Linked DNA regions of Homo sapiens: regions 1, 2 and 3 are each linked to region 4. Evidence: read pairs that join two places in POLR2A ChIA-PET (ENCODE). Cell type or tissue: PC-9. All regions are shown on one strand. Links, peaks and the distances in the headings refer to the core of each region. The heading gives the core; the rest is flanking DNA.

Region 1 (7,660 bases), core at 2,627-7,626, 690 kb after region 4:
TCACGCCACTGCACTTCAGCCTGGGCAACAGAGCGAGACTCCATCTCAAAAAAAAAAAAAAAGAAAAGAAAAAAAGAAAAACAAGTAAGCAAATGCATTTGTGGGTGCAGATCCAAAAGCTAGGTCCACCCATAGCCCTCTTTTGGGACGGGAGTAATTTTTCAGTGGATTCGCCTGGGTTTTCTAAGTAGGTAATCAGCTAAGCTACAGATAGTAGGAGATGGAGATTCTCTTTTCCAATGCTTATACCTTCTACGTTTTTTTTTTTTTCATTTCTCATTGCATTTGAGAGGACATGAATTTAAGGTAACCGTGGCAGTAGGTATCCTTGCCTATTTCCTGACTTTAATAGCAATGCTTTTATAATACTTTGCCATTGACAATGAACTTTGCTGTGCTCCAGACAGCTTTTTAAAATTGAATTAAGGAAGTTTCCTTTCACTCCTAGCTCACTGAGACTTTTATTGATTGATTGATTTTTTGAGACGGAGTCTCCCTCTTATCACCCAGGCTGGAGTGCAGTGGTGCAATCTTGGCTCACTGCAGCCTCCGCCTCCCAGGTTCACGCGATTCTCATGCCTCAGCCTCCTGAGTAGCTGGGATTACAGGTGTGTGCCATCACGCTTGATTAATTTTTGTATTTTTTAGTAGAGACAGGGTTTTGCCATGTTGCCCAGGTTGGTCTCCAACTCGTAAGCTCAAGCGATCTGCCAAAGCGCTTCGGCTTCCCAAAGTGCTGGGATTACAGGCATGAGCCACAGCACCCAGCCTCTTCTTTAATGTTTATATAGTAATTTGTGTTAATAGATTTCCTTATCTTCCTGAGCTCAACGCTAACCTTGATCAAGGTGTATGATTACTCTTTTGATATGTTGCTGGATTCACCTGCTGAAAGACCTTGAGTCTGTGGAATCAACAATGTTCAGGGCTTTATTTTTTTGAGATAGGGCCTCACTGTCACCCAGACAGTGCCGAGATGATAGCTCACTGCAGCCTCCAACTCCTGGACCCAAGTGATCCTCCCACCTTAGCCTTTCAAGTAGCTAGGACTACAGATGTGTGCCACTATGCCCGGCTATTTTTTTTTTTTTTACTTTTTTTGAGACAGAGTTTCACTGTTGCCCAGGCTGGAGTGCAGTGGTGCGATCTCGGCTCATGGCAACCTCCACCTCCCAGGTTCAAGCAATTCTCCTGCCTTAGCCTCCCGAGTAGCTGGGATCACAGGTGCCTGCCACCACACCCAACCAATTTTTTGTATTTTTAGTAGAGACGGGGTTTCACCATGTTGGGCAGACTGGTCTCAAACTCCTGACCTCAGATGATCCACCCACCACGGCCTCCCAAAGTGCAGGGATTACAGGCATGAGCCACCATGCCCAGCCTAATTTTTAATTTTTTTTAGTAGAAACGAGGTCTCCCTATGTTGCCCAGGATGGTCTCAAACTACTGGCCTCAAACAATCCTCCCACCTCAGCCTCCCAAAATGCTGGGATTATAGGAATGAGGTACCGCACCCAGCCTGCTCAGGGCTTTTAAATTAAATTACAGGTCAGGCATGGTGGCTCACACCTGTAATCCCAGCACTTTGGGAGGCCGAGGTGGGCAGATCATGAGGTCAGGAGATCGAGACTATCCTGGCTAACATGGTGAAACCCCGTTTCTACTAAAAACACAAAAAATTAGCTGGGCGTGGTGGCGGGCACCTATAGTCCCAGCTACTTGGGAGGCTGAGGCAGGAGAATGGCATGAACCCGGGAGGCGGAGCTTGCAGTGAACCGAGATCGCGCCACTGCACTCCAGCCTGGGCGACAGAGCAAGACTCTGTCTCAAAAAAACAAAACAAATACAAAATTAGCCGGGCGTAGTGGCGCATGCCTGTAATCCCAGCTACTCGGGAGGCTGAAGCAGGAGAATCGCTTAAACCCAGGAGGCGGAGGTTGCGGTGAGTCAACGTCGTGCCATTGCACTCCAGCCTGGGCAACAAGAGTGAAACTCCATCTCAAAAAAAAAAAAATTAAATTACATTAATTTTTTTTTGAGACAGGGCCTTGCTCTGTCACCTAGGCTAGAATGCAGTGGTGCAATCTGGGCTCACTGCAGCCTCGATTTCCCAAGCTCAGGTGATTCTCCCATCTCAGCCTCCTGAGTAGCTGGGTCTACAGGGAGGGGCCACCACGCCCAGCTAATTTTTCATTTTTCTTTTTTCAAAATTATTATTATTATTTAGGGACAGGATTTATTTATTTTTATATATTTGCAACCAATTCTCACTCTGTTGCCCAAGCTGGAGTACAGTGGCATGATCTTAGCTCACTGTAACCTCCGCCTCCCGGCTTCAGGTGATTTTTGTGCCTCAGCTTCCCAAGTAGCTGGGACTACAGGCGTGAGCCACCATGCCCAGCTAATTTATGATTTTTTTGTTTGTTTTTTGTTTTTTTCTTTTTTTTTGTGAGACAGAGTTTCACTCTTGTTGCCCAGGCTGGAGAGCAATGGCACGATCTTGGCTCACTGCAAACTCCGCCTCCCGGGTTCAAGCGATTCTCCTGCCTCAGCTCCCCGAGTAGCTGGGATTACAGTCATGCGCCACGACACCCAGCTAATTTTGTATTTTTAGTGGAGATGGGGTTTCTCCATGTTGGTCAGTCTGGTCTCGAACTCCTGACCTCAGGAGATCCACCCACCTCGGCCTCCCAAAGTGCTGGGATTACAGGTGTGAGCCACTGCGCCCGGCAATTTATGTATTTTTTTTAGGGACAGGGTTTCATCATGTTGGCCAGGCTGGTTTCGAACTCCTGGGCTCAAGCAATCCTCCTACCTTGGCCTCCCAAATTTCTTGGATTACAGGCGTAAGCCATGGTGCCCAGCCTGTTCAGGGCTACTTTTATTTTTTTGAGCAGTATTTGGTCATCTGGGTACAGGCTGAGCAGGTAGATAGTTTGACAGGTCTAGAAGCGGGGTGTGGCACTGAGGCAAAAGTAGCAGTTTTGGGGAGAGAGCAAGGATGTTGCAGTGAGCCGAGATCGCGCCATTGCATTCCAGCCTGGGCAACAAGAGTGAAACATGGCTCTCGGTGGGATGGAGAGGGAAGAGAAAGTGGGGGGAGATGATACATGTGGAGCTATAGGACATTTGTCATGTTCAATGGGGTTGAAGAGCAGGTACAGCGAGGATAACTGGGGGAGTTGGAACCTGACAGGGTCTACTCAGAGAGTAGGATTCTGGATCCTTGAAAACTTCCTGATACAATATATCCTGTCTATCTCAGAGTCTCCAGCACCTACCACAATGCCTGGCACTTACTAGATGTTCAGTAGATCCTCAATGGATAAGTATTCCAGAGATGGAGTGCGGGTAATGACAAGATGCAGGATACGGGCCAGGCACAGTGGCTCACGCCTGTAATCCCAGCACTTTGGGAGGTCAAGGCAGGTGGATCATCTGAGGTCAGGAGTTTGAGACCAGCCTGGCCAACATGGTGAAATCCTGTCTCTACTAAAAATACAAAAATTAACTGGGTGTGATGGTGCATGCCTGTAATCCCAGCTACTCGGGAGGCTGAGGCAGGAGAATCACTTGAAACTGGGAGGCAGAGGTTGCAGTGAGCTGAGATCGCACCAATGCACTCCAGCCTGTGAAACAGAGCAAGACTCCATCTCAAAAAAAAAAAAAAAAAAAAAAAGATGCAGGGTGTGACCAGGGAAGTGGAGTGCCTGGACTGGAGGTGACAATGATGAAGTAATTAATTCATTTATCCAACAAGTATTTTGGGGCATCTACTACGTGGCAGGTACTAAGCTAAGCAGGTGGTGGTGAGATAGAGACTAAAACAGTCTAACTTTGTTCTCATGGTGCTTACAATCCACTGGAGAAAACCAATACTAAACTAACAATCATTCACGACTACATAATTATGACTGGAATCATTGCTTTGAAAGAAAAGCAAAGGATGTGAGGCTCAGTGTGGTGGCTCACACCTGTGAGCCCAGCACTTTGGGAGGCTGAGGTGGGAGGATCTCTTGAGCCCAGTTTGAGACCAGCCTGGGCAACATAGAGAGATCCTGTCTCTTAAAAAAATAATAATAATTTGACCAGGCACGGTGGCTCACACCTGTAATCCCAGCACTTTGGGAGGCCAAGGCAGGTGGATCTCCTGAGGACAGGAGTTCGAGACCAGCCTGGCCAACATGGTGAAACACTGTTTCACCCTTTTTAGGCTCTACTAAAAATACAAAAAAAATTAGCTGGGCATGTTGGCGGGCACCTATAATCCCAGCTACTTGGGAGGCTGAGGCAGGAGAATTGTTTGAACCTGGGAGGTGGAGGTTGCAGTGAGCCAAGATTGCGCCATTGCATTCCAGCTTGGGCAACAAGAGTGAAACTCCATGTCAAAAATAATAATAATAATAATAATAATAATTTTTTAAAAAAGAAAAATAAAAAATTAGCCCAGTATGGTGGTGCATGCCTAGAGTCCCGGCTATTCAGGAGGCTGAGGCAGGAGGATGGCTTGAGCTTAGGAGCTGAAGGTTGCAGTGAGCTATGGTCATGCCACTGCACTCCAGGCTGGGTGACAGAGTGAGACCCTATCTCCAAAAAAAGAAAAGAAAAGGGGCCGGGCGCCATGGCTCATACCTGTAATCCCAGCATTTTGGGAGGTGAAGGTGGGCTGATTGCCTGAGGCCAGGAGTTTGAGACCAGCCTAGCCGACATGCCGAAACCCTGTCTCTACTAAAAAAATACAAAACTAGCTGAGTGTGGTGGTAGGCGCCTGTGGTCCTAGCTACTCAGGAGGCTGAGGCAGGAGAATCACTTGTACCCAGGAGGCAGAGGTTGCAGTGAGCTGAGATTGCACGACTACACACCAGCCTGGGCGACAGAGCGAGACTCCGTCTCAAAAAAAAAAAGAAAGAAAGAAAGAAAAAAGAAAAGAAAAGTGTGTAAAGAAAGACTATAACCAGGATCCTGATTTAGATTGCAGTTCAGGGAAGGCTTCGTTGAGGAACTGACGAGTCTAAACTGCCAAGATGAGTAATTTGCCAGGCAAAGAGACTGTGGAAAAACATTCAGGCTGAGATTCACCATTTGCGAAGGGTCTGAAATGTGAAGATGGTGGCCTCTTGGAGGAAGGGAAAGATGGTCCATGTGGCCGGTGAGGTGGATGTAGCTCAGGCCCTAAAGGGCCTTACTGGCTACTTTAACTGTTTTGAATTGAATTTTCCTGCCTCATCCCTGAGTGATCCTCCCCACTCCCCTCCCCATAAGCACCTTATCTCACGCTTTTGATGTGTAGCTTTAAATACACATATGGGGCGGGTCGTCATGGTTCATGCCTGTAGTCCCAGCACTTTGGGAGGATCGCTTGAGGCCAGGAGTTCAAGACCAGCTTGGGAAACACAGCAAGACTTCTCGTCTACAAAAAATTTTTAAAAATCAGCGGTTGGTGGCGTACACCTGTAGTCCCAGCTGCTCAGGAGGCTGAGGCGGGAGGATGGCTTGAGCCCAGGAACCGGTGATTCCCCTGAGTACCTTGGTGTAAAGTGTCTCCATGAGGCCCACGTGGAGGATGGGGGAGATGAGGAGGGTCTGCTGCCTGCCCAGTTAGCTCTTTCGAAGGAAAGTGTTTGGGTGCTGTGTGTGTGTGTGTGTGTGTGTGTGTGTGTGTGTGTGTGTGTTGACGTCGGGAGGAACGAGGTTGGGGGAGAGAGTTTGGCTTGAGCCGGGAAGAACCTACAGGATGATGGGCAGGACCCCCAGCTATGGGAAGTCAGGTTTTAAGCAGAGTGAGGTCCTGAGAGTCTCCGGCGCCGCCCTGGTGGTGATGGGAGAAAATGGGTCCGCGGAGGGCCCTGCACTGCGGCTCGCGCCTGTAATGCCAGCACTTTGGGAGGCCGAGGCGGGCAGATCACCTGAGATCAGGAGTTTGAGACCAACCTGGTCAACATGGTGAAACCCGTCTCTACTAAAAATACAAAAATTAGCCGGGCGTGATGGCACGTGCCTGTAATCCCTGATACGAGGGAGGCCGAGGCAGGAAAATGGCTTGAACCAGGAAGGCGGAAGTTGCAGAGAGCCGAGATTGGTCCACTGCACTCCAGCCTGGGCGACAGAGCGACACTCCGTCTCAAAAAAAAAAAAAAAAAAAAAAAAAAAAGCGTCCGCGGGGAGCGCTCTTTTCCTAAACTCAGGAACCCCTCGCCGCCCCTGCCCCTGGCGACCCCACGTCTCTGGCATCCTTCCCTCTTCCCTCCCTCTCCTCCGGGCGCCCAGAAAAGTCCCCACCTCTCCCCGCTTAGGCAAACCAGCCTTCGGGAACGGGTGGCAGGCTCGGCCGGGATGGCCGCTCTGACTCAGGACATTCGCGCGGCGCTCTCCCGCCAGAAGCTGGACCACGTGTGGACCGACACGCACTACGTGGGGCTGCAATTCCCGGATCCGTGAGTGCGCGCGCGGGCGGGGGGCGCGCGGGGAGGGGGACGCGGCTCGGGGCGCTCACCAGCCCCGCTCCCCAGGGCTCACCCCAACACCCTGCACTGGGTCGATGAGGCCGGGAAGGTCGGAGAGCAGCTGCCGCTGGAGGACCCTGACGTCTACTGCCCCTACAGCGCCATCGGCAACGTCACGGTGAGCACCCCCTGCCCGCTCCTAGGATGGGGCGCGGCACGAGCCCTTTCCTGGGTCTCGAAGGAGGGACGCGGGGAGCGCGCCTCACCGTCCTCGTGTCCCCAGGGAGAGCTGGTGTACGCCCACTACGGGCGGCCCGAAGACCTGCAGGACCTGCGGGCCAGGGGCGTGGATCCAGTGGGCCGCCTGCTGCTGGTGCGCGTGGGGGTGATCAGCTTCGCCCAGAAGGTAAGTGTCCCTGGACAGAGGGAGGGCTTGAGCCCGGGAACCGGAGGGTCGGACTGCCAGTGAGAATCGTTCAGGGTGCTGTGAGAGGGAGACAGGAAAGAACCATGTGGCTGGATGGTAAGAAAATATAAGCTGGGCACGATGGTTCTCACCTGCAATCCCAGCACTTTAGGAGGCCAAGACAGGAGGATCGCTTGAGGCCAGGAATTCAAGGCAACACGGTGAGAACCCCCTCTCTACTAAAAAAAAAAAAAAAAAAAAAGGTTCTTTTTTTTTTTTTTTTAGTTAGCTGGGCTGGTGGCACATGCATGTGGTCCCAGCTACTCCGGAGGCTCCGGTGGGAGGATCGCTTGAGCCCAGGAGTGCCAGGCTGCAGTGAGCTATGATCGCGCCACTGCACTCCAGCCTGGGCAAGAGAGACTCTGTCTCAAAAAGAAAAAAAAAAAAAAGAGAGAGAAACAGAGAAGGGAGGGAGGGAGGGAGGAAGGAAGGAAGGAAAATGTTGGCTGGTCTGGGAATTGAATCAGAAGGAAAAAAGAAAATGTTGGCTGGGAACAAATTGGGTGTTGGGGGAAATCAGATGGGGAAGGGAACAGAAACATGGGGTACCCTGGAGCCCGGTGGGGTTTGAGGGCTGCCTAGGAGCTGCTGAGGTTGGGAAGACACAGGCCAGGTAGTGCCCCCACATCCTCTCCGTGGGATGGACAGTTGCAAGCAAAGGCCTTGCCATTTCCTGGTTTCTCCTGCCCTTATGAATCGGGTTTTTTTCTGGGAGGAGTCCTCTAGTCACCTTCCTCCCCAGGTGACCAAT
Region 2 (7,660 bases), core at 827-5,826, 390 kb after region 4:
TGGCCGGAGCTGGGTTATAGCATGTCACACACATTTCTAAACACCTTCTTTGGCTCTCTGGTAAACAACCTCTGAAGTTTACAAGCACCTCTCGGCCTGTTACAGTAACAGCCTACAAACAAATTAAAAATTGTGAAGCCCAGGTTGTCCAGACCAGCAGTCCCCAAACTTTTTGGCACCAAGGACTGGTTTCATGGAAGACAATTGTTCCATGGACCAGGAGGGTCGAGGGGGACGGGTTTGGGATGGTTCAAGCACATTACATTCATTGTGCACTTTATTTCTATTATTATTATTATTGTTATTTGAGATGGAGTGTCACTCTGTCACCCAGGCTAGAGTGCAGTGGCACGATCTCGGCTCACTGCAACCTCCATCTCCCGGGTTCAAGAGATTCTCCTGCCTCAACCTCCCAAGTAGCTGGAATTGTAGGTGCCCACCACCACCCCCAGCTAATTTTTGTATTTTTTGTAGAGACAGTGTTTCACCATGTTGGCCAGGGCAGTCTCAAACTCCTGACCTCAGGTGATCTGCCCACCTCCACCTCCCAAAGTGCTGGGATTACAGTCGTGAGCCACCACACCCAGCCTATTTCTATTATTATGTCGTAATATATAATGAAATAATTATGCAACTTACCATAATGTAGAATCAGTGGGAGCCCTGAGTTTGCCTTCCTGTAATTAGATGGTCACAACAGGGGAGTGATGAGAGACAGTGACAGATCATCAGGCATTAGATTTTTCATAAGGAGCACACAACCTAGGTCACTCATGCACAGTTCACAATAGAGTTGGCACTCCTATGAGAATCTAATGCCACAGCTGATCTGACAGGAGGCGGAGCTCAGGCAGTAATAATAGTGTTGAGGAGCCACTGTAAATATAGATGAAGCTTCACTCGCTCACCCATCGTTCACCTCCTGCTCTGAAACCTGGTTTCTAACAGACCACAGACCCGGTCTCCTGAATATTCTTCCATTCTGAGAGAACAAGTAGCTTCTCAATCAGCAACCCAAAGCGATCACTTCACCAATGCTGACAGCCTACACTCAAGGGAAACATGCTAGACACCCCCATAGTTCTCATGTAAAATTCTATTATTGTCAAGTTTTAAACAACCTATTTCTTTTTTTTTCTTTTTTCTGAGATGGAGTTTCGCTATGTCTCCCAAGCCGGCATGCAGTGGCGTGACCTTGGCTCACTGCAACATCCACCTCCTAGGTTCAAGCAATTTCCCTGCCTCAGCCTCCCGAGTAGCTGGGAATACACGCGTGCACCACCATGCCCAGCTAATTTTTATGTTTTCAGTAGAGACAGGGTTTTGCCATGTTGGCCAGGCTGGTCTCAAACTGCTGACCTCAAGTGATCCACCTGCCTCAGCCTCCCAAAGTGCTGGGATTACAGGGGTGTGCCACCACACCTAGCAACCCATTTCTTTGGACTCCAAATTTGCTGATTTAATTTCTAGAAACTGAAAAATCCAGCGTGAGGTCACGGGACTGCATGTGTTTCCATGGGCGTTCTGGTGCAAAAAATAGAATAGTAAAATAAAATAAAATAAACGATCAAACAAGAAAAACCTCAGATTGTGAAAATGCAGAGAGAGAGAGGGGTACAGTATTCTAAACTAAAGCATCATTTGGGAGAAACTTTCTAGATAATGTTGAAGATTGGACAATTCCTAGGTGCCATCCTGTTTGAATCTAATCATCATGAAATTGCCTTTGGAGATTGTCTATAAAAAGAAACCCTGTTTGTTTTGTTTTTGTTTTTGTGAGACAGAGTCTCACTCTGTCACCCAGGCTGGAGTGCAGTGGCTTCATCTTGGCTCACTGCAACCTCAGTCTCCCAGGTTCAAGCCATTCTCCTGCCTCAGCCTCCTGAGTAGCTGGGATCAGAGGCCCATGCCACCATGCCAAGCTAATTTTGTATTTTTAGTAGAGGTGGGGTTTCACCATGTTGGTCAGGCTGGTCTAGAACTCCCGAGGTTTCCCCATGTTGGCCAGGTTAGTCTTATTCTCCTGACCTCAAATGATCCACCCGCCTCAGCCTCCCAAAGTGCTGGGATTACAGGAGTAAGCCCCCCAGCCAGGAAACCCTGTTTTGACAGCAAGGTTAATGGAGTTCTGTGGACTGGCTCCTGATGGGCAGGCCGAATAGCAGCAGGGCTGTGAATACCTCGGCAGTGGCTTTCATGGGTGAGTGGGACCATCTGATGGGCTGGGCAGGGCTCCCTGGATGGGTGGGGTTTCTTGGATGGCTGTGGCTTGCTGGCAGGTGGGGCTTCTTGGGTGGGCAGGGCTTCTTGAGTGGGTGTGGTTTCCTGGATGGGGCGTGGCTTCACGGGTGGGTGCAGTCTTACCACAGGGCCAGACCCCTAGGTAGGGGGAGGTAGAAATCCTCCTAGCCAGGTAGCTGGTACAGAAGCAGATGGTTGGTGGGGAAAGGAGTGGGGAAGGGACAGTTAATCTGGTAACTAAGAGCCTCTGGCCACAGTAACTCCAGAGTTGGACCACAGACACTATATTTGCTGCAAGGAGGGAGGATGGTACCAGAAGACACTGGAGTTGGGAGGACCAACCCCCAGGACCCTAACCCACTGTGCCCAGGTGGGAAACTGGTAACCTGGCCAAGGAGAGTGGTTTGGAGACCCCACTGAAACCGCCTTTGCAAAAATTATGACAGAGGCCGGGTGCAGTGGCTCACACCTGTAATCCCAGCACTTTGGGAGGCCAAGGTAGGTGGAGTGCTTGAGGTCAGGAGTTCGAGACCAGCCTGGCCAACATGGCAAAACCCGTCTCTACTAAAACTTAGCCGGACATGGTGGCAGGTGCCTGTAATCCCAGCTACTCAGGAGGCTGAGACAGGAGAATCACTCGAATCTGGGAGGTAGAGGTTGCAGTGAGCCGAGATCACCCCACTGTACTCCAGCCTGGGTGACAGAGTAGGACTCTGTCTTTAAAAAAAAAGAAAAAAGAAATTATGACAGTGAGTAAGACCCGACACAGGAAAATGATGGCAGTAAAATAATGTAATCTAGCTGACTTCTTCTTGCTTCTAGCCTCTAAACTGTCCTTGTTCATTCCTGGGCATAGGCTAGGTTAACTTGGGGAGGAATTTAATTTATGGTTTAAACTTAAAGCAAGGATGATAATAGCCCTTCCCAAAACTACCACCTGTTTGTTCTGGGACCAAACTGCCTTTGTAAAACTAATGACAACTCACAAGATTAGGATTATGGGGGTGTCTGAACTCTGCTAAAATGAAGCTAAAAGTTCAGCCATTGAGCTGGGTGCGGTGGCTCACGCCTGTAATCCCAGCACTTTCGAAGGCCGCGGGGGGAGGGGGGATGCGGATCATGAGGTCAGGAGTTCGAGACCAGCCTGGCCAACGTGGTGAAACCCCGTCTCTACTAAAAATACAAAAAAATTAGCCGGGTAGATGGTGAGCCTCTACCTCCCAGATTCAAGTGATTCTCCTGCCTCAGCCTCCCAAGTAGCTGGGACTACAGGCATGCACCACCAACCCCGGCTAATTTTTTTGTATTTTAGTAGAGACGGGGTTTCACCACGTTGGCCAGGCTGGTCTCAAACTCCTGACCTCATGATCTGCCTGCCTCGGCCTCCCAAAGTGCTGGGATTACAGGTGTGAATCACCGCACCCGGCCTCTTGAAAGTATTTTTACTAGGTATAGAATTCTAAGTTGACAGTTTTTTTTTTTTTCAGCACATGAATAAGATTCCATTGTCTTCCGGCTTCAAGGTTGCTATACAGAAGACTGAGCTTAATCTGTCAGGCCTTTAATTTTTTTTCTCTTGCTGCTTTAAGACTTTCTGTTTCGTTAATATTCTGAAGCTTCACCAGGATGTTTCTGGGCATGGATTTCTTTGTATTTATCATGCTTGGGATTCCTTGGCTTCTCAAAGCTGATAAGGTCTCTTCTCAGTTTGGGAAACTTGCCAGCCATTCTCTCTTCACATATTTTCTCTTCCCCCGTTAACTCTTTTCTCCAGGAACTGCAATTAAATAGAGGTTAACCCTTCCCTTTCTATTCTTCATGTGTTTTTAACTACTCTTCCGTATTTTCTGTCTCATAGCTGCTCATGAAGCATGTGGTGAGTTTCTTCTGTTCTCTCAGTTTACAGATTCTCTCTTCAGCTCTGTCTAATCTGCCACTAAAACCTCCTAATAAGTTTGTTTGTTTTTTTTTTTTTTTTTTTGAGATGGAGTCTCTCTCTGTCACCCAGGCTGGAGTGCAGTGGCACGATCTCGGCTCACTGCAACCTCCGCCTCCCGGGTTCACACCATTCTCCTGCCTCAGGCTCCTGAGTAGCTCGGACTACAGGCGCCTACCACTGCCACCACACCCAGCTAATTTTCCTTCGTACTTTCTTAGCAGAGATGGGGTTTCACTGTGTCAACCAGGATGGTCTTGATCTCCTGACCTCATGCTAATAAGTTTTTCAATAAACAAATCTACATTTTAATAAGTTATTGGATACACACATGTATTTATTACTGAAAATGGAAATAACATATCAAAATATCCTCCTTTCGCTATTCAAGTTTGTTGGGTTCTTTTGTTTGTTTTTTGAGACTGAGTCTCATTCTTTTGCCCAGGCTGGAGTGCAGTGGTGCCATCTCAGCTAACTGCAACCTCCACCTCCCAGGTTTAAGTGATTGTCCTGCCTCATCCTCCTGAGTAGCTGGGATTACAGGCATGCACCACCATGCCTGGCCAATTTTTGTATTTTTAGTAGAGACTAAAAATAGTTTCACCATGTTGGCCAGGCTGGTCTCAAACTCCTGACCTCAAGTGATCCGCCCGTCTTGGCCTCCAAAAGTGCTAAGATTGCAGGCATGAGCCACTGCACCCAGCCTCAATATTCAAGTTTTTTTAAAGGTAAAGACACATCTAGCTACATGTACCCTTCTCTAATGTTATGCTTTATCCAAACTACCCAATGTAAACTCATTTTATATATTCCTTCCACATAAATTTCTTTACTTCAAGTGTTTGATGTTAGGTCTGCTCTCATCTCATTGACTTCAGGATTCTAAACCATACATGTAATCCATGAGAACTTGTACTACCTGGAGCCAAATCAAAAACTAGAACTGAGATACCAAAGCATCAAATTACAAAGAGGGACAAAGGGAAAAAAAAAAATTTACGTAGTCAAAATCATATTTTGAGTTATTAAAAATTATTGGATTTTTGCTGGGCACAATGGCTCACGCCTGTAATCCCAGCACTTTGGGAGGCCGAGGTGGGCAGATCCTGAGGTCGGGAGTTTGAGACTAGCCTGGCTAACATGGTGAAACTCCATCTCTACTAAAAATACAAAATTAGCCAGGCGTGGTGGCATGTGCCTGTAATCCCAGCTGGTCAGGAGGCTGAGGCAGAAGAATCACTTGAACCTGGAAGGCAGAGGTTGCAGTGAGCCGGGATTGTACCACTGCACTCCAGCCTGCGTGGCAGAGTGAGACTCATCTCCAAACAATAACAATAAAAATAAAAATTATTGGATTTATGCTTTCACTTAGAGTAAAAAAGCCACAAGAGGCTGGGCATGGTGACTGACACCTGTAATCCCAGCATTTTGAGAAGCCAAGGCAGGAGGATCGTTTGAGGCCAGGAGCTCAAGACCAGCCTGGGCAGCCTAGCAAGGCCCCCATCTCTACAAAAAGTGCAATAAAATTAATACATAAAATAAATCCACAAGAGACTATCACTCCTACCATAAAAAGAAGAAAAAGCTGGGTAATCTATAGGTTTTGGCATTTCTTGAGCCCATCAGAAATTTAGGCTTCAAGGCAACCAGGTGAACTGAGGTCCAAAGAGTGACCGCACCCTCTCAGGAGAGACAGGACACATGAAAAGTTCCACCTTTGTCAGAGCACAGGAGGAAGAAGTGGCCACCAAAAAAGCAGGTGATAGGAAAACAACATTTTAATGAATTCTCAGAGGCCAGGAGTGGGCCAGCATGACAACTTAGAATCCCCCTGGGTGCATCAGGATCTAGCAGACCCCAAGTTCACTCGCAATCTCTTTTCCACCTCTTGGTGCTCATGAGAAAGATTGGAGGTACAATGAGACAAGAAAGAGGCTCCCTCAGTGGTTCTCAGGCATGAACCCCCTCCTACCTCCCAGAACCTTGTCTCACAAGAAGCAGAAGGACTTAAGCCTCAGGGGAAGGGGCAGGAATCCTTCCCATCCCCTGAGGACAGGCAAAGGTTCACTCCTGGTGGAAGTAAGGGTACAAGTAAGGCCATGTATTTCTGGGGGAGGGATAGGACCAGCCCCTCATTACATGGTGAGGGAGGGTTGAAGCAAAATCTGCCCCCTTGGGAGGGGCAGGAAATCTCCTGGCTAAATCACAAGCTTTGCACCTGTAAACCAAAAAGAAAATTCTAAGCCCCCCAACCTACTGAGCGGACTCCTTCTCGCCAAGGGCATTCCAAAGTAAACCTGCAAAACTAGTTCAGGCCATGATGGGAAGGAGTGTTGGACATGCCTCATTCTGCCCTCATCTCTTTGGAATTCAGGCACAACTGACCAGCATTAACATCAACACAGAGATCTTAAGGCTGACAAAACAGACTCTTTGTAGCAATAAGATACCAAATTCCAACCTGACTGAAGTACAGCATCACATGACAGATAGCAGGTCCTGAAAGAAACAGAAGTATTTTACCCCAAAATAAATTTTTCTTTGACATATTTTGAAACAGCCCTGCAAATCTGTCTCTTGTAGGGAAAATCTACACTGTGTAGAGAGTCCCCTTCCCTTTCCAGGTCTTCTCCTGATTCAGGAGAGATATAACTAAGAGTCTGGCACCTTTTTAAGTCTGATGAGAAACACTTACCATCTATTCTCTCTGAAGCCTGCTACCTGGAGGCTTCATCTGCATAACAAGAACCTTGGTCTTGGCTCATGCCTGTAATCCCAGCACTTTGGGAGGCCGAGGTGGGCAGATCACAAGGTCAGGAGATCCAGACCATCCTGGCTAACATGGAAAAACCCTGTCTCTACTAAAAATACAAAAAATTAGCCAGGTGTGGTGGTGTGCACCTGTAGTCCCAGCTACTCGGGAGGCTGAAGCAGGAGAATCACTTGAACCCGGGAGGTGGAGGTTGCGGTGAACCAAGATTGCGCCACTGTACTCCAGCCTGGGCAACAGAGCGAGACTCTGTCAAAAAAAAACAGGTGGTCTCCACAACCCCTTATCTTTTTAAAAAATGTTTATTTTATGTGCAAAGAGCTATCATGGTTTTTTGGGGTTTTTTTTGTTTGTTTGTTTGTTTTTGACGGAGTCTTGCTCTGTTGCCAGGCTGGAGTGCAGTGGCGCTATCTCAGCTCACTGCAAACTCCACCTCCCGGGTTCAAGTGATTCTCGTGCCTCAGCCTCCTGAGTAGCTGGGATTACAGGCATATGCCACCACGCCCAGCTAATTTTTGTATTTTTAGTAGAGACGAGGTTTCACCATGTTGGCCAGGATGGTCTCGATCTGCTGACCTTGTGATCTGCCCACCTTGGCCTCCCAAAGTGCTGGGATTTCAGGCGTGAGCCACCGTGCCCGGCCACTATCATGGTTTTTCACTGGGTACATGCGTTGGATAAACCTTTCAAGGAAGGTCAGTTAGTGCAACTTA
Region 3 (7,660 bases), core at 940-5,939, 190 kb after region 4:
AGGAGGCCTTTTCACAGTCAGGGAACTTAGGAGCCATCAGGCGAGGAAACAGGGTTCCATGGTCCCAAGCCCGTTTTCCAGGCTGAGAAACAGGTGGGGAGTGGGTGATGGCTGAGCACAGACAGAGCTGCTCTGTGCCGAGAGGGCTGCGGGGTCCTTTCCGGGTCTGGGGACCAGTTATCCTGAAGGGCGATGGAGGCGACACCCGTGGAGCCTCACCTGAGCCAGACTCACCTGTGGATGAGGAGGCCACCGTGCCACTCTCGTTCACCTCGATCTTCACTTTCTGCAGCGCCTGCGCGACGTGGAGAGGCTCTTGGTCTGAAACAGATGTGGATACAGGATTAGATCAGCTGCCGCTCTCAAGGAGAGGTTCCTTTTTCCTCTTAGGGGCCCCCGCAGTCCACTGGGGTGAGAAAATGCAAAGGAAAGTCTTCTTACCTGAAAGACTCGTGAAGTCAGCCTGAAACTGTCTGAACATGTCGGTCATTCCCAGGTTCTCTAGGGGCTTCCTGAGGTCGACTTCAGTCTCCAGGGAGAACCTGCAGATAGCAGCAAGAGGCTGCTCAAGCCGGGGTCCCCTCTGGCTGGCAGCTCCCACCTTTCCCCATCCCCTACCAGGTGTCCCCCGAATCAAGTGGCCAGAATAGGGACGGAGGTGAAGGTTGGAGAGGGAGGCCTGGTTCGTTCGTTCTTTCTTTCCTTTCTTTTTCTTTCTTTCTTTCTTTCTTTCTTTCTTTCTTTCTTTCTTTCTTTCTTTCTTTCTTTCTTTCTCTCTCTCTCTTTCTTTCTCTCTCTCTTCTTTCCTTTCCTTTCCTTCCTTCCTTCCTATTTTTCTTTTTTTTTTTTTGAAACAGATTCTTGCTCTGTCCCCCAGGCTGGAGTGCAGTGGCGTGATCTCGGCTCACTGCAGCCTCCACCTCCCAGGTTCATGTGATTCTCTGGCCTCAGCCTCCGGAGTAGCTGGGATCATAGGCGCTCGCTACCACGGCTGGCTAATTTTTGTATTTTTAATAGAGACAGGGTTTCACCATGTTGGCCAGGCTGGTCTCAAACTCCTGACCTCAAGTGATCCGCCCGCCTTGGCCTCCCCAAATGCTGAGATTACAGGCATGAGCCACCACACCCAGCCGGCCTGGTTCTTCTTCTAAAGCTGTTTACAAAGTCCCCCCTTAGAGCTGAAAATCCTAATATTCATGAACATTCTTCTGCAATCTCCCCACCCCCTCCCACCTATGACTAATTACTTTCCTCAAATAAGACAGTAGTTTCAGCATAATTTTATTCAGCCTGGCTGGGGTGGGGGAAGCTAAGGGCAAATTCTCCTGCAAGGATGTTGGAACAAAAATCTGTTCTGCAGATTGTGTTTCTGAGAGCTAACCCTGAAGAGGACTCAAGCAGGGGGCCTTTGTGCACTCTCTGCTTCTCACCAGGGCACAACTAATTACCTCCATTTTTATGAGCCAGAGAGAGAGGAGAAAAAAAAAAAAGAGGAAGAGAGAGGATGCAAGTGAGAGCACGCACCAGCTAACCAACTAAATTCTCCTCTTTCCCCAAGCCTGGCATTATAGCATCCGGAAATTTGGGATGAGCGTGGTGGGAGGCTTCCCTATAATTCTGGAGTTCCCCAGCTCCAGCCTTCTCCTTCTGCAGAAAGATTTCAAAAAATCTCTTTGCTTCCTTCTGCAGAAGGATTTCGAAAAATCTGCTTTCTTGGAACCCCAGCTAGAAGCTGCGCTTTGAGCTGCTCCGTCCTTGGAAGTGATTTCTTTTGTTTGGATGTTGACTTGAAAGGGTTGGGGATGGAAGTGCTGATGGGGCGACCCTAAGTAGATGTGGACTGATTGGGCCCCCACCTCCCTCATTTCTCTGACTCTCCTTTTGGGGGCTTTTGCTGGGTATTCTGGGGATAGTCAATGTGGGGGTGTGGTCAGGAAGAGCTGTCCCCTGCCCTCCAGCAGAAACAGGGGGAGGGATGATTGCAAGACTCATAATCAAACCCAGGCCACAGTTTCCCATCAGCCTCCCACACATGCATGTCCTGCAAGCATCACAGATCTGGGAAATTCAACCTGGGGGCGGTGACTTTAGGGAGCCAGGAGAGAGGGGTTGGTAGGTCGGGGAGATAGCGGGGTGGCTTACTTGGGCAGAACCAGGAGGCGGGGCAGCCTGGTCATGTTGCCTTTCCAGTGGCTGATGAGCTGGGCACTCAGAATGTTGGTGAGGGCAGAGAGAGGCACCTCTTTTTCATAAGGGGCAGCAATGAACATGCTGAGGGTGTCCCCGTGGTAGGGCAGTTCCAGGATGTCGTAGTAATGGCCATCGGGCGTGGTGAACTCAGCTGTGAAGACGACAAGATGGTTCGTTGGAAATGGCTCCAGCTCTCGCTGATGGCAACCCAGCACTGGGTTTTCACCTAGTTCTCCTGGCTTCTCCACTATTTCTGGAAGCCAGGCTCTCTCTCGCTCTTGGCTTTTGGGTATCCCCTGTTCACTGCTCCCCTATTCAGTATTTTAATTTCTATTTCCCTTCTCTTCTGCCAATTCAGTATCTTCTAATTTCTCTCTCTCTGTGTGTGTGCATGTGTGTGTGTGTGTGTGTGTGTGTAAGAGACAGGGTCTCACTGTCACACAGACTGGAGCGCAGTGGTGCAATCATAGCTCACTGCAGCCTCCGAATCCGGTTCAAATGTTCCTCCCGCCTCAGCTTCTGTATTTTGTTTGTTTGTTTGTTTGTTTGTTTTGAGAAGGAGTCTCACTCTGTCGCCCAGGCTGGAGTGCAATGGCATGATCTCGGCTCACTGCAACCTCCCCCTCCCGGGTTCAATAGATTCTCCCACCTCAGCCTCCTGAGTAGCTGGAATTACAGGCACCTGCTATCATGCCCAGCTAATTTTTGTATTTTTATACAGATGGGGTTTCACCATGTTGGCCAGGCTGGTCTTGAACTCCTGACCTCAGGTCATCCACCCGCCTTGACCTCCCAAAGTGCTGGGAATACAGGCGTGAGCCACCGTGCCTGGCCTCACCTCAGCTTCTTGAGTAGACTACAGATGCATGTCACCAAGCCTGGCTAATTAAAAAAAATTTTTTTTTTGTAGAGGCAGGGTCTTGCTATGCTGCCCAGACTGGTATTCAACTTCTGGCCTCAAGCAATCCCCCTTCTCAGCCTCCCAAAGTGCTGGGATTATAGGCGTGAGTCGCCGCGCCAGGCCTTCTCTGTCTCTTTTGGCCTTCCTTCACTTCCATTTTCCCCACACCCAGCCACCAGTTCATCCCAGTCCTCATCCTTTTTTTTTTTTTTTTTTTTTTGAATGGAATTTCACTCTTTTGCCCAGGCTGGGGTGAAGTGGCTCAATTTCGTTCGGCTCACTGCAACCTCCACCTCCCGGGCTCAAGTGATTCTCCTGCCTCAGCCTCCCGAGTAGCTGGGATTACAGGCGCCTGCCACCACACCTGGCTAATTTTTGCATTTTTAGTAGAGACAGGGTTTCACCATGTTGGCCAGGCTGGTCTCAAACTCCTGACCTCAAACTCCTGATCCACCTGCCTTGGCCTCCCAAAGTGCTGGGATTACAGGCGTGAGCCACAGCACCTGGAGTCCTCATCCTCTTAACCTCAACTCCCCCAGCAGGATTTCTCATCCCCAGGTAATCACACTAGCAACACACGAAGATGAGACCCTGGAGTCAGGTGGACAAATGTGGCCCTGAGGGAATCTCTGGATTTCAGCTTCTTCATCCTTCATGGGATAAACCTCCTGTCTTCTGTTCCCATTATCCTGATGTCTCCTGCTTGGGAAATCTTTGTCAAAGCTGGAGTATATTCTAGGGTCTCTCCTCCCTTAAAGGGGAGCATTCCCTGTGGTCTTCCTCCCTCAGAGGGTGACATTTTGGGTATTCCTTGGGAGACCCCAGGAATGAGATGCAGTTGCTGTGGGCTGTGGGGAAGGGGCTCTTGGACTTACTATAGTTGAACTTGTTGGTCTGAGCCATCATGGGCACAGAGACAGTGCTGCCGTCTGATTTGTGGAAGAGGCGGCGGTGGGTGCTGGAGTCGGGGAAGGGAGTCTTCCACTGGCCGTTGAAGTAGAGGGCATTCACCAGCACCAGCCGTGTCAGCTGGTCCACGGCTCCTTTCCCAAGCAAGTTGCTGATCATACCTATGGGAAAATCAATGATCAGGAAGATCAGGAAGTTAGACGATTTTGTTGTTGTTGTTGTTGTTGTTTTGAGATGGAGTCTCACTCTATTGCCAGGCTGGAGTGCAGTGGCGCGATCTCGGCTCGCTGCAACCTCTGTCTCCGGGGTTCAAGCAATTCTCCTGCCTCAGCCTCCCGAATAGCTGGGATTACAGGCGCCTGCCACCATGCCTGGCTAATTTTTGTATTTTTAGTAGAGACGGGGTTTCACCATGTTGGTCAGGCTCGTCTCAAACTCCTGACCTTTTGATCCACCTGCCTTAGCCTCCCAAAGTGCTGGGATTACAGGTGTGAGCCACCATGCCCGGCTGAAGTTAGACAAAGTTTTTAAGCCTTTTAGATGTTTCCCGGAGTCCCCAGTCCTCAATTGGATGTATGTCAAAGGGCTGCAGTCAGGGGTTTAAATGAACCCGTCTAGTTCCTTTTTTTGGAGACAAAGTCTTGCTCTGTCACCCAGGCTGGAGTGCAGTGGCATGATCTCAGCTCACTGCAGCCTCTGCCTCCCGGGTTCAAGTGATTCTTTGAACCTCATCCTCCCGAGCAGCTGGGATTATAGGCATGCGCCAACACACCTGGCTAATTTTTTGTATTTTTGACAGAGACAGGGTTTCACCATGTTGGCCAGGCTGGTCTCGAACTCCTGTGCTCAGGCAATCTGCCCGCCTTGGCCTCTCAAAGTGCTAGGATTAGAGGCGTGAGCCACCGTGCCCAGCCTAAGATTTGGTTCTTAAAGCATCCAGCCCTTTGTCCATAGAGAAGAGAATGCTGAAAAGGAGCATTTTTTAGGATATGTGGATTTGGTTTTTGTTTGTTTTTTAGAGATGAGGTCTTGTTCTGTGACCCAGGCTGGAGTGTGGTGGTGCAAACATAGCTCACTGCAGCCTTGAACTGCTGGACTCAAGTGATCCTCCCACCTCAGCCTCCCAAGTAGCTGGGACTACAGGTGTGCACCACCATGCCCGGCTGGTTTTTAAATTTTTTGAAGAGATGAGGTCTTGTTATGTTGGCCAGGCTGGTCTCAAACTCCAGGCCTCAAGCCTTCCTCTCGCCTAGACCTCCCAAAGTGTTGGGCTGGGATTACAGGTGTGAACTACTGCACCCAACTGGGATATGTGGATTTATTTCCAAATTCCCTTTCTCTTGAGGCCCAGGAAATGGGTTTCCTTTCCCTGCCTGCTCACCTTTTGTGTGTGTCTTCACCCAGTCATTGATGATGAATCTGGCTCTCTCCACCTCTGAAAAGTCCACTTGCTTGACCGTGCTCCGGAACAGCCTGAAGAAGTGGGGCATGAAGCCCTGGACCAGCTTCAGATCCCGCTGGACGAAGATCGCGTCTGTGGTGCTGATCTCATCCTTGTTCCATGGCCCCATGAGCTCCTTGTACAGATGCCGGAGGGCGGGGGCCATGCCCTTGTCTGCACCGGGACAGAGAGGAGAGGACATGTGAGGCTTATGCTGAATTGAGGGTTCCCAGCCGAGCCCACTTCCCCCACAAGGGGCTCCACTCTGATGGATGGGGGCTACCGTGCTTTCCCAGGGCTCTCTGGAGGGAGATTTCATTCCAGGATGAAATCTCTTTTCTGTATCTCCTTCCTTTCTTCAAAAGTCTCAGATCCCAACCCTTTCTTTGGGCTAGAATATTTTTCTCTGTTCTTAAATTATGAACCCTAAATATTTTCTTCCTGTTTTTTTTTTTTTTTTTTTTTTGAGTTGGAGTTTTGCTCTTGTCTCCCAGGCTGGAGTGCAATGGCGCGATGTCAGCTTACTGCAACCTCTGCCTCCTGGATGAACCCTAAATATTTTCTTTCTTCTTCTTTTTCTTTTTTTTTTTTTTTCAGACAGGGCTTCCCTTTGTTGCCCAGGCTGAAGTGCAGTGGTACAATCATAGCTCACTGCAGCCTCCAGCTCCTGGGCTCAAGCCATCCTCCCACCTCAGCCTCCTGAGTAGTTGGGACTACAGGTATGTGTCACCACATCTGGCTAATTTGTAAATTTTTTTGTAGAGGCAGGGGTCTCCCTGTTGCTCAGTCTTGTCTCGAACTTCTGGCCTCAAGTGATCCTCCTGCCTCAATCTTCCAAAGTGCTGAAATTACAGTCATAAGCCACCTTGCCTGGCCTTAGTTTTTTTTTTCTTTTCCTTTCTTTCTTTGTTTCTTTGTTTCTTTCTTTCTTTCTCTCTCTCTCTTTCTTTCTTTCTTCTTCTTTCTTTCTCTCTCTTCTCTCTCTCTCTCTCTTTCTTTTCTTTTTTTTGACAGGTCTCACTCTGTCACCCAGGCTGGAGTGCAATGGTGTGATCTCAGCTCACTGCCACCTCCACCTCCCGGGTTAAAGTGATTCTTGTGTCTCAGCTTCCTGAGTAGCTGGGATTACAGGTGCACCACCTCATCAGACTAATTTTTATATTTTTATTAGAGACGGGGTTTCACCGTATTGCCCAGGCTGGCCTTGAACTCCTAGCCTTGGGTGATCCTCCTGCCTCAAACTCCGAAAGTGCTGAGATTACAGGCATGAGGCACTGTGCCTGGCCTTAGATTTTTTTCCTATAGTGATGGCTATGCTAAGTATTTCACAAGTGTAATTCCATGAATTCTTTTATTTTTTTTTTTTGAGACGGAGTCTCTCTCTGTCGCCCAGGCTGGAGTGCAGTGGCACGATCTCAGCTCACTGCAAGCTCTGCCTCCTGGGTTCATGCCATTCTCCTGCCTCAGCCTCCCGAGTAGCTGGGACTACAGGCGCCTGCCACCACGCCTGGCTAATTTTTTTTGTATTTTTAGTAGAGATGGAGTTTCACTGTGTTAGCCAGGATGGTCTTGATCTCCTGACCTCATGATCCGCCCGCCTTGGCCTCCCAAAGTGCTGGGATTACAGGCGTTTGAGCCACCGCGCCCGGCTCATGAATTCTTTAGGACAGCAAATAATCCTCATTTTGTAGATGGGCAAACTTAACGAGGTTAAGATCACACGGTGGTGAATAAGCGGTAAATCTACTGGTCAGACACCCTTGGAGATTCAAGGGTCCAGTGACTTGGAGTGTAGTGGGAAGAAGATGGGGTGGCCCCTGCAGCACAGCTGTATGGGGCTTGGCTCGGCTAAGCCAGAGCCAGCCTTTCCTTGGCTTCTGGTAGGTCTGTTCTGCATGCCACCCACCTCCCCTGGTGTCCCGTGGCTCACCATCAATCTTGAATCCCATAGCTGCTTGAATCTGCTGCTGGGTTTCTCCTCCTGTTGTCAGCTGGAGCATGGCCAACACCGAGGCCACCCCATAGGGTGAGAAAACCACGTTGCGGTCCTTGGAGGCCTGCGCCACCTGCTGAAACACCCTCACCCCGAAGTCTGAGGCCAGGTGGGCCACGTAGGATGGGGGATGGTGCACAGCAGACCCTTCACCAAAGACAAGGGCCAGGCCCAGGACTAGGCAGGTGAGGGCTGGAGACATCTGCATCCTAGAGCAATGGAAAGA
Region 4 (7,660 bases), core at 987-5,986:
ATTTATAGAGTAAATGAATATGTATGTGTTTCTATGTGTGTGTTATGAAGGGGAAGATGAAACTGACACTTCTTTTATCTTTTTTTTTTTTTCTTGAGATGGAGGCTTGCTCTGTTGCCCACGCTGGAGTGCAGTGGCACGATCACAGCTCACTGCAACCTCTGCCTCCCAGGTTCAAGCGATTCTCCTGCCTCAGCCTCCTGAGTAGCTGGGACTACAGGTGTGCACCACCACACCCGGCTAATTTTTGTATTTTTAGTAGAGACGGGATTTCACCATATTGGCCAGGCTGGTCTCGAACGCCTGACCTCAGGTGATCCACCCACCTCAGCCTCCCAAAGTGCTGGGATTACAGGCATGAGCCACCGCACCTGGCTTTATCTTACTTTTTTTGAGTCAGGGTCTCGTTCTGTTGCTGAGGCTACAGTGCAATGGCACGATCATGGCTCACTGCAGCCTCAAGCTTCTGGGCTCAAGCGATCCTCTCACCTCAGCCTCCCCAGTAGCTGGGACTACAGGCATTCCACCATACCTGGCTGAGTGTGTTTGTGTGTCTGTGTGTGTGTGTGTGTGTGTGTAGAGACAGGGTCTTTCTTATTGCCCAGGCTGGTCTCAAATGCCTGGTGTCAAGTGATCCTCCCACCTCAGTCTCCCAAAGTGCTGAGATTACATGCATGAGCCACTGCACTGGCCCAGAACCAACACTATTCAGCATCTGTGGTGTATCAGGCTTAGAGTTGTGATCAGTGGACCCAAACACCGATGAGACCCTTCAGTGAGGGCGTGTGTTGTTAAGATTTGTAGCACACAAACTACCTCCCAGTGCAATGAAGTAAACGCTGAGGTGAGGAAGCCTGGACTCTGGACCTGGCAAGAGGCACAACCATTACTGTACATAGAGGGGAAATGGCATCTTTACACATAGAAAGGAGAACCGGGCTGGGCGCGGCGGCTCACACTGTGATCCCAGCACTTTAGGAGGCCAAGGCGGGCGGATACCATGAGGTCAGGAGTTTGACACCAGCCTGGCCAACATGGTGAAGCCCTGTTGCTACTAAAAATACAAAAATTAGCCAGGCATGGTGGTATGCGCCTGTAATCCCAGCTACTCGGGAGGCTGAGGCAGGATAATCACTTGAACCGAGGAGGCAGAGGTTGCAGTGAGCCGAGATCTCGCCACTGCACTCCAGCATGGGCGACAGAGCAAGTCTCCATCTCAAAAAAAAAAAAAAACAGAAAAAAAGAAAAGAAAGGAGAACTGGAGCTGCTGAAAGCCCATGGTTCCCGCCTCCTCCCTGACATCAATTTAGGATACTCATCACTTCGCCTTACTGTAATAGCTCCATTTGCAAATGAAAATTAAACTGTACATGGGGGTGGGATCAGTGGCTCAGGCCTGTAATTCCGGCACTTTCAGAGGCTGAGGCGGGCAGATCAGAAAGGACTTGAGGTCAGGGGTTCAAGACCAACCCAGCCAACATGACAAAACCCCGTCTCTACTAAAAACACAAAAATTAGCTGCATGTGATGGCATGTGCCTGTAATCCCAGCTACTCAGGAGGCTGAGGCAGGAGAATCACTTGAACCCGGGAGGTGGAGTTTGCAGTGAGCCGAGATCACACCACTGCACTCCAGCCTGGGCGACAGAGCTAGACTCCATCTCAAAAAATAAAATAAATAAAATAAAATAAAAATAAAAATAATAATAAAAAAAAACCTGTGCATGGGAATGTGCATGGGAAAACACTTGACAAGCGGCACTCTGCAGGGTGGTCTCCCCATCTGGCCTAGAATCTACCAGGACGAAGGGACTGTGCAGAACCTCAAGTGATCCACCTGCCTCGGCCTCCCAAAGTGCTGGGATTACAGGCCTGGGCCACCGCGGCCAGCCAAGTAGTTCTTTTCAATACAAAGACTATGTAACTATGTTACCGAAGGTTAAAGATTTGATACGGGGTTGACTAGAAATTTTTGTCATTTCAGCCCTTTTATGGGCTAGCATATTTTGTACCGGCACTCTCGGCACATAGACATTTAATATCATGGCTTATCCAAAATTCTGACTTGACTCTGTATTTTCAGACTGACCTAACTGATTGAATTTAGCAGCAATGTTTCTAGACACCTGCACTGACTAAACGATTCCAGTCATCATCTCTTTGGTTTCTCCTAGGTCAGACGAATGATAGTGAGTGGTGAATCCTTTTACAGAAACCAGACTTTCACCTGATTTTTTCTGAGCTGTGCCACGGCAGTGATAAATCGGCTCCCAGGTGGACGGCCACAGTGATATCATGCCACAGTGATAAAGGAGTCAAGGCCTGGTTCCAAGGCCAGCTTGGCACTTGTATGGCCTGTCTGAGCTCTCGGGATTATTGGGAGAAACAAAGGTTTGGAAACGGCCATTCCGCCCCCTCCTGGAGTCTTGCTTTCCGCGTCTCTACCGAGACTGGTGGAACGGGCCTGCAGTCCCAGAATTTTGGGAGGTGGAGATGGGAGGATCATTTCAGCCCAGGAGTTCGAAAACAGCCTGGGCAACATAGCAAAACCCAGTCTTACAAATAAAAAAATTTTAAAAATTAGTCGGACGTGATGGCACATGCCTGTAGTGCCAGCTACTCGGGAGGCTGAGGCAGAAAGATCGTTTGAGCCCAAAAGTTGGAGGTTGCAGTGACCCGAGATCGCGCCACTGCGCTCCAGCCTGGGCGACAGAGTGAGACCCTGTCTCTAAAAGAAATACAGGCCAACCCTGCAGAACCGCGTCTGCAGCCCGGGCTTTGTGGCTTCTCTCCGACCCCCTCCCAGTCGCAGACGCGCCCGCTTTCCGCCCCGCGCGCCGGAAGTGGCCGAGTCCCGTCGGCCCTGCGGGCCTCTCTCCGTCGCCATGGAAACGAAAGCGGCCAAGTAGAGCTCCGTCCTGACGCGCCGCCTCCCGTGGGCTCCGGCCGGCTAAGCCGCGGCGGACAACTATGCTGAAAGCCAAGATCCTCTTCGTGGGGCCTTGCGAGGTAAGTCCTGGCCCGGCGCGGCAGAGGGAGCGGGGAGCAGGCCTCGGGGCCTGGGCGAGCGCAGGTCCCCACCCGTCTGATCTGCGGCTTGCTCCCGGAGGCGGGAACCCGGGCCCACCGCGCCCATCCCGACTGGCGCCCCTGCCCTTTCCGTGAACTCGGTGCTTTCAGACCTTGATTCCAACCACTGCCCGGAGGAGGTAGTGGAGGCGAGCCCGGTGTTAATGAGCCCCGAAGGCCCAAGGTACTGAGTGGCATCATTGGAACCATAGCCTAGGTTTCGTGACTCTTTCTTTTGCCCCCGGGATCCCCCTAATGAATGCGTCTGTGGGTCTGGACTTTTGTTTGAGACAGGTTGTCGCTGTGTCGTCCAGGCTGGAGTGCAGTGGTGTGATCATAGCTCACTGCAGCCTCGACTTCCCTGGGCTCAAGCAGTCCTCCTGCCTCAGCCTCCTGAGTACCTGGGACTACAGGCGTGCACCACCACGCCCGACTAAATTTGTTGTTTTTGTTTTGTTTTGTTTTTTTGAGACAGAGTCTCGCCCTGTCACCCAGGCTGGAGTGCAGTGGCATGATCTTGGCTCAGTGCAAACTCCGCCTCCCGGGTTCAAGCGATTCTCCTGCCTCAGCCTCCTGAGTAGCTGAGATTACAGGCCCACGCCATTACCCCTGGCTAATTTTTGTATTTTTTGTAGAGGTGTGTTTTCACCTTGTTGGCCAGGCTGGTCTCTGCTGACCTCAAGTGATCCGCCAGCCTCGGCCTCCCACAGTGCTGGGATTATAGGGATGAGCCACCGCGCCTGGCCTTAATTTGTTAATTATTTGTAGAGACAGGATCTTGCTATGTTGCCTAGCACCTAGGCTGGTCTCCAACTCTTGGGCTCAAACAGTCCTCCCGCCTCAGTCTCTCAAAGTTCTGGGATTACAGGCATGAGCCTTTGCTCGAGTCCTGGGCGTTTTACTATATGGTCCTGGAACCATTGGCTATTAATGTGTGTGTTGGGGGCGTGGTAGTGGGGATCACATCTACATGTATACTTCACATCATCCACAGAAATAAAGCTCAGATGGACTAAGGCTAAATGCGTTTAAAAAAAAAAAAAAAAAAAAAAGGCCGGGCGCGGTGGCTCACGCCTGTAATCCCAGCACTTTGGGAGGCCGAGGCAGGCATATCACAAGGTCAGGAGATCGAGACCATCCTGGCTAACACGGTGAAACCCCGTCTCTACTAAAAATACAAAAAATTAGCCGGGCGTGGTGGCGGGTGCCTGTAGTCCCAGCTACTCGGGAGGCTGAGGCGTGAACCCGGGAGGTGGAGCTTGCAGTGAGCCAAGTCTGCGCCACTGCACTCCAGCCTGGGAGACAGAGCGAGACTCCGTCTCAAAAACTAATAATAATTAAAAAAAAAAAACCCAGCCGGATGCGGAGGCTCACGCTTCTAATCCCAGCACTTTGGGAGGCCAATGCAGGTGGATCACCTGAGGTCAGGAGTTCGAGTCCAGCCTGAGTAACATGGTGAAACCCCATCTGTACTAAAAATACAAAAATTCGCTGGGCTTGGTGGTGCATGCCTGTAATCCCAGTGACTCGGGAGTCTGAGGCAGGAGAATTGCTTGAATCCGGGAGGCAGAGGTTGCAATAAGCCAAGATCGCGCCATTGCACTCCAGCCTGGGGAACAAGAGCGAAACTCCATCTAAAAAAAAAATAAAATAAAACCTGTAGAAGTCTTAGGCCAGGCACAGTGGCTAACACCTGCCAGCACTTTGGGAGGCTGAGGTGGGGAGACCACTTGAGCTCAAGCATTCAAGACCAGCCTGGGCAACATAGGGAAACCCCATCTCTACAAGCAATACAAAAATTAGCTGGGCATGGTGATGCACACCTGTAGTCCCAGGTGGCTCAGGAGGCTGAGGCAGGAGGATCACTGGAGCCCTACAGATCAAGGCTGCAGTGAGCTATGATCACATTGCTGTACTCCAGCCTGGGCAACCGAGCAAGACCTTGTCTCAAAAAAAAAAAAAAAAAAAAGCAATGTGTATTACTCATATAATCGAGATGGACAAACAGCTGCATGTGAGATTATGAGACAGCTAGCCACGAGTCCCCAGGCTGACTTTGATCCTCTCTGTGACCTAAAAGAACTCCTTGGCTGGGCACAGTGGCTCATCCCTATAAACCCAGCACTCTGGGAGGCCCAGGTGTGTGGATCACCTGAAGTCAGGAGTTCGAGACCAGCCCGAGTAACATGGTGAAACCCCAATTTCTACTACAGATACAAAAGTAAGCCGGGCGTGGTGGCAGGCGCCTGTAATCCCAACTACTCTGGAGGCTGAGGCAGGAGAATCGTTTGAACCCGGGGGTTGCAGTGAGCCTAGATCACAGCCTGGGCAACAAGAGTGAAACTCTGTCTCAAAAAATAAAAATAAAAACTCCTTAATCCCATGCTCCCTGGACCCCAGACCAGGCTGTGCCCACTGCACTAGAGCAAGACAGTGAGGTCGTAACCACCCCAGTGATCTCAGGGTGCCCATGACCTATACTGCACCACACCGGGTTCCAGGCCACCTCTTGGGGTCATTTTTTTGGTTTCCTTTTCTGCCTTTCAGCAAAGACCTTTATTTGCACTCATTTTCACAGAGTGGAAAAACTGTTTTGGCCAACTTTCTGACAGAATCTTCTGACATCACTGAATACAGCCCAACCCAAGGAGTGAGGTGAGCCCTGACAAATCTGTGTCCCAGAGTGTCCAACTGGCTCGGCAGGGAGGCTCATTCCTCTAATCCCAGTGCTCTGGGAGGTCAAAGCGGGAGGATCGCCTGAGGCCTGGGCAATATAGGGAGACCCCGTCTCAACTAAAAATAAAACATTAGCCAGGTGTGTTGGCATGTGTCTGTAGTCTCAGCTACATGTTAGGTTGAAGCAGAAGGATTGTTTGAGGCCAGGAGTTGGAGGCTGCAGTGAGCTATGATCGTGCCACTGCACTCCAGCCTGGGTGACAGAGTGAGACCCTGTCTCAAAACAAAATTAATAATAAAACAATTTTAAAAGACTGCCCAGCCATCACCCACTTCCTACTTTTGTTGCTGTTGGCATTCCAAAAGTGTAATGCAGCCTCATTATTGGTGCTGCTACTGTTCGTCTTTTTTTTTTGGGATGGAGTCTCGTCCTGTCGCTGAGGCTGGAGTGTGGTGGCACGATCTCAGCTCACTGCAATCTCCGCCTCCCAGGTTCAAGCGATTCTCCTGCCTTAGCCTCCCCAGTAGCTGAGATCACAGGTGCACACCATCATGCCCAGCTAATTCTTTTATTTTTAGTGTAGCAAGGGTTTCACCATGTTGGCCAGGCTGGTCTCGAACTCCTGACCTCAAGTGATCTGCCCGCCTTGGCCTCCCAGACTGCTGAGATTACAGGCGTGAGCCACTGCACCCAGCCTACTGCTCTTCTTTTTCCTTTTAGGATCCTAGAATTTGAGAACCCGCATGTTACCAGCAACAACAAAGGCACGGGCTGTGAATTCGAGCTATGGGACTGTGGTGGCGATGCTAAGTATGTTTCCTTTAAAGAAAGTCACTTCATCAAATGGTTTAAAAATCAGCTGCCCAAGCCAGGGGCGGTGGCTCACACCTGTAATTCCAGCACTTTGGGAGGCCAAGGTGGGTGGCTCACCTGAGGAGAAGAGTTCAAGAGCAGCCTGGCCAACATGGCGAAACTCCGTCTCTACTAAAAATACAAAAAATTAGCCAGGCTTGGTGGCAGGCACATGTAATCCCAGTTGGGAGGCTGAGGCAGGAGAACTGCTTGAACCTGGAGGCGGAGGTTGCAGTGAACCCTGGAGGTTCAAGCGGAGGTTGCTTGAACCCGGGAGGCAGAAGTTGCAGTGAGCTGAGATCGCACCATTGTACTCCAGCCTGGGCGACAGAGCTGGACTTCTAGCTCAAAAAACAAAACAAAACAAAAAAATCAGCTGCCCACCAGGCACCATGAAGTTGGGCCTAGTATGTTTCCTGGCACGTATGAGGAGCTTGATAAATGATTTGCTGACATGCATTGCTTTATACACTTTAGTGATTAGGTTATGATGCAGTTAGAAGTCATCAACCTTGGCCAGGCGCAGTGGCTGACGCCTGTAATCCCAGTACTTTGGGAGGCTGAGGCAGGCAGATCACCTCAGGTCAGGAGTTCAAGACCAGCCGGCCCAACATGATGAAACCTCATTTTAAAAAAAAAAAAAATAGGGGCCAGGCACCATGGCTCACACCTGTAATCCATTGCTTTGGGAGATCACCAGAGCTCAGGAGTTTGAGACCAGCCTGGCCAACATAGCGAAACCCTGTCTCTACTAAAAATACAAAACTTAGCCCAGTACGGTGGTGTGTACCAGTAATCAGGAGACTGAGGCACGAGAATCGCTTGAACCTGGGAGGTGGACATTGCGGTGAGCCAAGATCGTGCTACGGCACTCAAGCCTGGGCGACAGAGCCAGACTCTTGTCTCCAAAAATAATAATAATAATAATAATTTTTTTTTAATGAAGAAATCATCCACCTTTACAAAAAATAAAATTGACCTGATGTGGTCCTAGCTACTCAGGAAGCTGAGGCAGAAGGATCACTTGGGCCCACATTGGAGGCTGCAGTGAGCTATGATCCCA

The links. Peaks named below come from ENCODE experiments on the same cell type or tissue, not always from the same donor. Only the 100,000 strongest peaks of a DNase experiment are listed, where the experiment ranks them.
Region 1: POLR2A ChIA-PET joins it to region 4 with 9 read pairs; 1 of 35 experiments calls an interaction of 5 or more read pairs at or near these places.
Region 2: POLR2A ChIA-PET joins it to region 4 with 9 read pairs; 1 of 35 experiments calls an interaction of 5 or more read pairs at or near these places.
Region 3: POLR2A ChIA-PET joins it to region 4 with 7 read pairs; 6 of 35 experiments call an interaction of 5 or more read pairs at or near these places.

What each region holds. Positions count from the first base shown.
Region 1 is chr7:100,632,190-100,639,849 of GRCh38, reverse strand. TFR2 (transferrin receptor 2) reads left to right here. Exons shown (of 18, transcript NM_003227.4): 4 at 6,294-6,434; 5 at 6,510-6,621; 6 at 6,727-6,849; 7 at 7,652-7,660. LOC124901709 (a long non-coding RNA gene) reads right to left here. Exons shown (of 3, transcript XR_007060454.1): 3 at 6,748-6,927. Among named protein-coding and RNA genes, the nearest start is that of TFR2, 5.5 kb to the left of the region's middle. RefSeq lists a silencer at 6,438-6,497 and an enhancer at 6,878-6,997. In PC-9, for the core only: CTCF peaks have their summits at 5,579, 5,793 and 6,706; no DNase peak of the experiment used is centred there; H3K4me3 peaks cover 1,310 bases.
Region 2 is chr7:100,928,528-100,936,187 of GRCh38, reverse strand. It overlaps the pseudogene RPS29P15. Among named protein-coding and RNA genes, the nearest start is that of MUC3A, 17 kb to the left of the region's middle. RefSeq lists enhancers at 2,276-2,777, 6,793-7,660. In PC-9, for the core only: no CTCF peak of the experiment used is centred there; a DNase peak (open chromatin) is centred at 3,847; H3K27ac peaks cover 59 bases.
Region 3 is chr7:101,128,376-101,136,035 of GRCh38, reverse strand. SERPINE1 (serpin family E member 1) reads right to left here. Exons shown (of 9, transcript NM_000602.5): 2 at 7,372-7,643; 3 at 5,382-5,615; 4 at 3,967-4,161; 5 at 2,143-2,341; 6 at 442-542; 7 at 235-321. The coding sequence starts at 7,642. Among named protein-coding and RNA genes, the nearest start is that of SERPINE1, 5.1 kb to the right of the region's middle. RefSeq lists enhancers at 213-714, 6,937-7,660. In PC-9, for the core only: no CTCF peak of the experiment used is centred there; no DNase peak of the experiment used is centred there.
Region 4 is chr7:101,317,019-101,324,678 of GRCh38, reverse strand. It overlaps IFT22 (intraflagellar transport 22), which reads left to right and starts at 2,867. Exons shown (of 5, transcript NM_022777.4): 1 at 2,867-3,008; 2 at 5,647-5,723; 3 at 6,466-6,555. The coding sequence starts at 2,970. RefSeq lists a silencer at 3,025-3,144. In PC-9, for the core only: CTCF peaks have their summits at 2,231 and 2,437 (motif pointing left); a DNase peak (open chromatin) is centred at 2,888; H3K4me3 peaks cover 2,032 bases.